2 separate regions of the Homo sapiens genome follow, and region 2 is linked to region 1. Evidence: chromatin contacts called from ENCODE Hi-C or POLR2A ChIA-PET data. All regions are on one chromosome and are shown on one strand. Each heading gives the region's core, a stretch centred on a gene start or an enhancer-like site at or near the end of the contact. The rest is flanking DNA. Distances are from core to core; before and after follow the strand shown.

Region 1 (2,904 bases), core at 222-2,721:
ATCGCTTGAACCTGGGATGTGGAGGTTGCAGTGAGCTGAGATTGTGCCACTATACTTCAGCCTGGACAAGAGTGAAACTCTGTCTCAAAAAATTAAATAAAGAAATAAATAAATAAAATAAAGCAAACTACGAAATAAAGGATAGCGACTGTGGGCCGAAGAGTCAGTGAAGAGGAGAAACTATTAGAGCTTGCCGCTGTGAGACTTAGGCCATTGTTTCCGGAACACTTGGATCATGAAATCTTGTCACCCATCCTGTCCTCCCCTAAGCATGTGCCAGGAAGGAAGCCTGTGGGTGCTGCAGGGTTACTTGGCCAAGTGCAGGTGAAGCCAGCGCAGGAAGCCCAGCCCTGATTCCACACGGGTTTGGACGCTGCGTCCCCAGCTTCTCTGTGCAGGCCACTGAGGCTCCCAGCTTCCCTCTCATCTTCCCCCGCATCTTCCCCCTTAGCGCCTGGGCCATGTTCCTGGACCGGCCCCAGCAGTGGCTCCAGCTCGTCCTCCTCCCCCCGGCCCTGTTCATCCCGAGCACAGAGAATGAGGAGCAGCGGCTAGCCTCTGCCAGAGCTGTCCCCAGGAATGTCCAGCCGTATGTGGTGTACGAGGAGGTCACCAACGTCTGGATCAATGTAAGCGGGGCAAGCGCTGGCTGTATGCCCGCCTGGGCCCTGGAGTCACACTGTCCCCACCCCCACGTCCTAGAAGGCTGAGCGCCAATGGCAGGTGGTGTTTGCCCTTGTGTGGAGAAGTGAGCTCAGGCCTTGGCCATCCCTGGCTGGCAGGGAAGAGGGTCTAGGGGGGTTGGTGAGTCTGGCAGCCATTGGAGCCTCTCCCCTCATCTATTTTTTTCTTTAATTAGAGACAGGGTTGCTCTGTTGCCCAGACTAGAGTGCAGTGGTGTGGTCATAGCTCACTGCAGCCTTGACCTCCTGGGCCTAAGTGATCCTCCCACCTCAGCCTCCAGAGTAGCTAGGACCACAAGCCTGCACCACCATGCCTGGCTAATTTATTTATTTATTTTTAGAGGTGGGGTCTTACTATGTTGTCCAGGCTGGTCTCTGAAATTCCTGGGCTCAAGCAAGTCTCCTGCCCCAGCCTCCCAAACTACTGGGATTACTGGTGTGAGCCACCATGCCCGGCCACCCACACCTTCTGACGCATCTTCTATCTGCTTTCCGGACAGGTTCATGACATCTTCTATCCCTTCCCCCAATCAGAGGGAGAGGACGAGCTCTGCTTTCTCCGCGCCAATGAATGCAAGACCGGCTTCTGCCATTTGTACAAAGTCACCGCCGTTTTAAAATCCCAGGGCTACGATTGGAGTGAGCCCTTCAGCCCCGGGGAAGGTGAGCAGAGCCTGACGAATGCTGTCGACTCATCGCGTTAGTCACGTGTGGTTCAATATGCTGTTTGTTCATTGGTCGGCCCCCCCACTCAGCCAGCACACCCTGCGGGAGAAGGAACAGGGATCGGCAGGAAGCCAGCCTTCCCCAGTGACTGCATGATCTGGCAGGGCTTAGAGCACCCAACTGTTGGCTTATTCAGGCAGCAGATTTACTGAGCACCTCCCCTGTGCCAGGCCCTTAGCACAACCAGGGGTTGGCCACCTACGGCCCACAGGTCAAATCCGGCCCACCACCTGTGTTCATAAATAAAGTTTTATTGGCACTGAGCCACAGCCACTTGTTTACAGAGACTGTCTGTGGTCGCTTTTGTGCTGCAGCAGCAGAACTGGGTAGTCCCAGCAGAAACTGTTGTGCAAGGCCAAGATTTACTGTCTAGCCCTTTGTAGAAACATTTGCCAGCTCCTGCTGTAGGTAGCTGTGATGGAATTGTTCACTGTAAATAAAGAAAAAGGAAAATCCCTGCTCTTGGGACCTTCTAGTGGAGGAGGCAGTATTCCAGAAACAGTTAGAGGTGCTGCCTCTGGTGTGATGTGCGTGGTGGAAGGAAATGCAGTCGGGCGAGAGGCTTGAGGGTGAGGGGCCTTCTTTCTACAACGGGAGGGCATGAGGACGTCTCTGGAGAGCATGCTGTGGAGGTGAGGGGTCCACACCACGGCTCTGGGCAGAGCCACAGCCCGTACAAAGGCCCTGGGGCAGGCAGGACTGTTCCTGGCATGTTGGAGGAATAGGGAGGAGGCCCCTGTGGCTGGAGCACAGGGAGGAGGGGGAGAGAGGGAGGAGAGGGTGGGGAGAGAAAAAGCAGATGGTGCAGGGCCTGCTGGGGCTCCAGGAGGACTTGGGCTTTGACCCCGAGAGAAATAGGAAGTCGTCACCCTCACCTCAGTTTCAGATGACTCCTCTGGTTGCAGCTTGCACACAGGCCCAGGGGCCGGGAGAGGCGACAGGCTTGCTGTCATGGCAGTGGCTGAGCTGTCCTGGTGGGTCTGATTCTGGATGTGCTTGGACAGCTGAGCCCACACCGTTTGCAGTGGAAAGGGTGGGGGATCAGAGAGGAGGGAGGCGGCATGGATGCCCGGAGGGCTCCGCAGGTCCAGTCTAAGACAGACTCAGAGAGGGACTGTTCTAGGAGAGAAAAAATCCAGAGTCGGGTTTGGATGTGTTCAAGTTGAGGTGCCCGGTAGTGGAGATGCTGTATGGGCCAGTTCCCGTGCCTGGAGCTCAGGGAACCGAGACTCCTGGTGGGATTGCAGGTGTCCTTGCACACTGACAGTGTCAGCCTCGGGATGGGACAGAGCTCCCAAGGGTCACTTCTGGATAGAGAGGTGGGGTGGTCCGGGAGCCCGGCCCAGGCTCTTCAAAGTTAGAGCAGGGACACCATGGACGCCAGGGCCGGGTGGTTCTCTGGGGCGGGGCCATCCTGTGCACCAAGTGGCATCCCTGGCCTCCACCCACTCCATGCCAGGAGCACCTCCAGTTGTGACAACCACAGATGTCCCTA
Region 2 (2,700 bases), core at 92-2,591, 180 kb before region 1:
CCCCCTCCATATCAGGAGCAACCCCCAGTCATGACAACCACAAATGTCCCCAGACATCACCCCATGGGCCCTGAAGGACAGACTCACCCCTGGTTGAGAGCTACACTGTACAGTATATACTTGGAGGCCTCTGTGGAGTTAATATATCTGATAGTAAATGCTATGCATGAGAATCCCACTTCTGATGTTTATTAATTATTATTATTATTATTATTTTGTTTTGAGTTGGAGTCACGCTCCAGTCTCAGGCTGGAGTGCAGTGGCGCGATCATAGCTCACTGCAACCTCAAGCTCCTGGGCTCAAACGATCTGCCCACCTCAGCTTCCCAAAGTGCTGGGATTATAAGCATGAGCCATGGCGCCCGGCCTCTGCTGTTTTGTTGTTGGTGTTGTTGTTGTTATTGTTGTTGTTTTGGGACAGAGTCTTGCTGTCTTGCCAAGGCTGGAATGCAGTGGCGCCATCTTGGCTCACCGCAACCTCCACCCCTGCCCTGGGTTCAAGCAATTCTCATGCCTCGGCCTCCCAAGTAGCTGGGATTACAGGCACCCGCCACCACACCTGGCTGATTTTTGTATTTTTAGTAGATACATGGTTTCACCGTGTTGTCCAGGCTGGTCTCACACCCCTGACCTCAGGTGATTCACCGGCCTCAGCCTCCTGAAGTGCTGGGATTACAGGCACCCGCCACCACACCTGGCTGATTTTTATATTTTTAGTAGAGACAGGGTTTCACCGTGTGGTCCAGGCTGGTCTCACACTCCTGACCTCAGGTGATTCACCCGCCTTGGCCTCCTGAAGTGCTGGGATTACAGGCGTCTGAGCCACCGCGCCTGGCCTCGGCTGTTTATTTGCTGAATGACTTTGGGCCAGTCGCTTCTGTTTCTGAGCCTCAGTTTCCCCATGTGTAAAAGGGGGATTTATTCCTAGCATCTTCCTCCGGAACACACTGGATTAAACCAGCCAATGCATATAAATGGCCTGAACCAAAGTCACCACTCACTCCATAGGCACCACCATTACCCCAGCGGGACTCTTCTGGAAGATTCTGATCTGCTGTACAGCACCCCCAGCGGGTCCCTGCCCCCTCCTTGCCAGCTGCCTCCCATTTCCAGGCCCTAGACTCAGTGGACCACACAGGCGGGCGTTGGGGACACTTCCTGTGCAGCGGCAGCAGTACCCGCCACGCCAGGTGGGCCAACGGGAGAATGCAGCTGGGGCCGCCCCACTTCCTGCCCCCGTGGAGGGGCCTCTCATTCTCCCTGGTCCCTACTCCCAAAATAACCCTCCCCCGCCCCGGGAACCAAAGTCACCCACACCAGCTGCGGCCTCCCACTTGGGGGACGTGGGACAGGCAGGGGACTAGCAGCTGCCACCACCACGGTGCCTGCCCCGCTGGGAACGTCCACCCCCTGTTGCCACCACCTCCGACATTCCAATCCCCAAAAGTGCGGGGGGTGACCCGGCCTCCCTCGTCGTCCGGGAAATATGAACTCCAAGGAAGCCGGGCTGGCGGGGAGGAGGGAGATCCTCGGCCACCTTAGGTGACCGGGGACCCTCCCTGACCTGAACCCCCAGGCCTGAGGCGCCCCCAGTTTTCACCTCGTGTGACTGTGTTGGGGAAAAGGGGGTGGTTGCCAGGACAACAGCCCCCCACCTCCGCCCAGGGAACAAAGAGGCAGCCGGGAGAGCCAAGAACGGCCTGTTCTCTCCCCGCCAATGCGGCTGGCACATCCTGGCAGCTGGCACTGGGAGGGCCGTGCCCAGAGCCGCCAGGCCTGGCCATCCTGGACACGGTTCTCCAGGGAGGGATTGGCTGTGGGGGTGGCTGCGGCCCCAAGGAATGGAGTTGCAGGGGCCCGTGGGATCGGATTCCCAGGCAGCTGCCCCAGGCCTCCATCCTTCCCGGACATGGACAAGGAATCTGCCTGCCTGCAGGACTTGTGGGAGGCCCAAGAAGTCGTAAATGTCTGGCTCAGAGCCGGACGGGCCACCAGGGACGGAGGGTGCAGGAGACAATGGCCAGGTGGAGGCCTGGCCCGGGGTCCCCTCGGGCATTCCACGGATGGGCATGCGAGCCAGTAGGACACTCCTGGCCTAGGAGAGGGGACAGTGGGTCTCAGAGCTGCTCCCCTCCCCCACGCCCGCCAGCGCCTTGCAGGGGGCAGCGGGCAGCTGGCGCCATGAGGGCCTGGGGGTGGGGACAGGCCAGGGCCTGCATGTTAAAAGACCCCTGGCTTCCTGCAGCGAGCCCAAATAATTGCCAGACAAAATCCTCTGCCTTCTCACCGTTGGGCCACAGCTGGTCAGGTGTCCACCCGGTCGCTGGAGCCACAATGTGGCGGGGGGCAACGTGGACAACGTCTGGCTGAGTTGCCAGGTTAATTACAAGACAGGCAGTTAAACGAATTATTGTTGTTGTTATTATTAGTATTTGTTTTTGTTTTTATTTTGAGACGGAGTTTTGCTTTTGTTGCCCAGGATGGAGTGCAATGGCGTGATCTTGGCTCACTGCAACCTCCGCCTCCTGGGTTCAAGTGAGTCTCCTGCCTCAGTTTCCTGAGCAGCAGAGATTACAGGCACATGTCACCACATCCGGCTAATTTTTTGTATTTTTAGTAGAGACGGGGTTTCACCATGTTGGCCAGGCTGGTCTCAAACTCCTGACCTCAGGTGATCCACTCCACCCCCTCGGCCTCCCA

What was found. Hi-C counts contacts between places; a loop is a spot of excess contacts on that map. ChIA-PET counts read pairs that join two places held with the same protein, here RNA polymerase II (POLR2A). Pooled maps may share reads with other maps.
Region 2: a pooled map of gastrocnemius medialis shows a loop between it and region 1 (13-fold over the local background). The contact joins two enhancer-like sites. A Hi-C loop is called at or near these places in 1 of 50 pooled maps. POLR2A ChIA-PET finds 5 or more read pairs at or near these places in 2 of 52 experiments (AG04449 and AG04450).

The regions. Positions count from the first base shown.
Region 1 is chr19:4,693,103-4,696,006 of GRCh38, reverse strand. It overlaps DPP9 (dipeptidyl peptidase 9), which reads left to right. Exons shown (of 22, transcript NM_139159.5): 12 at 452-629; 13 at 1,184-1,346. Among named protein-coding and RNA genes, the nearest start is that of DPP9-AS1, 15 kb to the right of the region's middle. RefSeq lists an enhancer at 757-1,956. Within about 2 kb of position 1,471, at least 16 of the 41 ENCODE cell types and tissues checked have a DNase peak (open chromatin) inside an H3K27ac peak, as active enhancers do.
Region 2 is chr19:4,877,297-4,879,996 of GRCh38, reverse strand. No RefSeq gene overlaps it. Among named protein-coding and RNA genes, the nearest start is that of PLIN3, 11 kb to the right of the region's middle. RefSeq lists a silencer at 1,089-1,268 and enhancers at 681-1,562, 1,563-2,446. Within about 2 kb of position 1,341, at least 11 of the 41 ENCODE cell types and tissues checked have a DNase peak (open chromatin) inside an H3K27ac peak, as active enhancers do.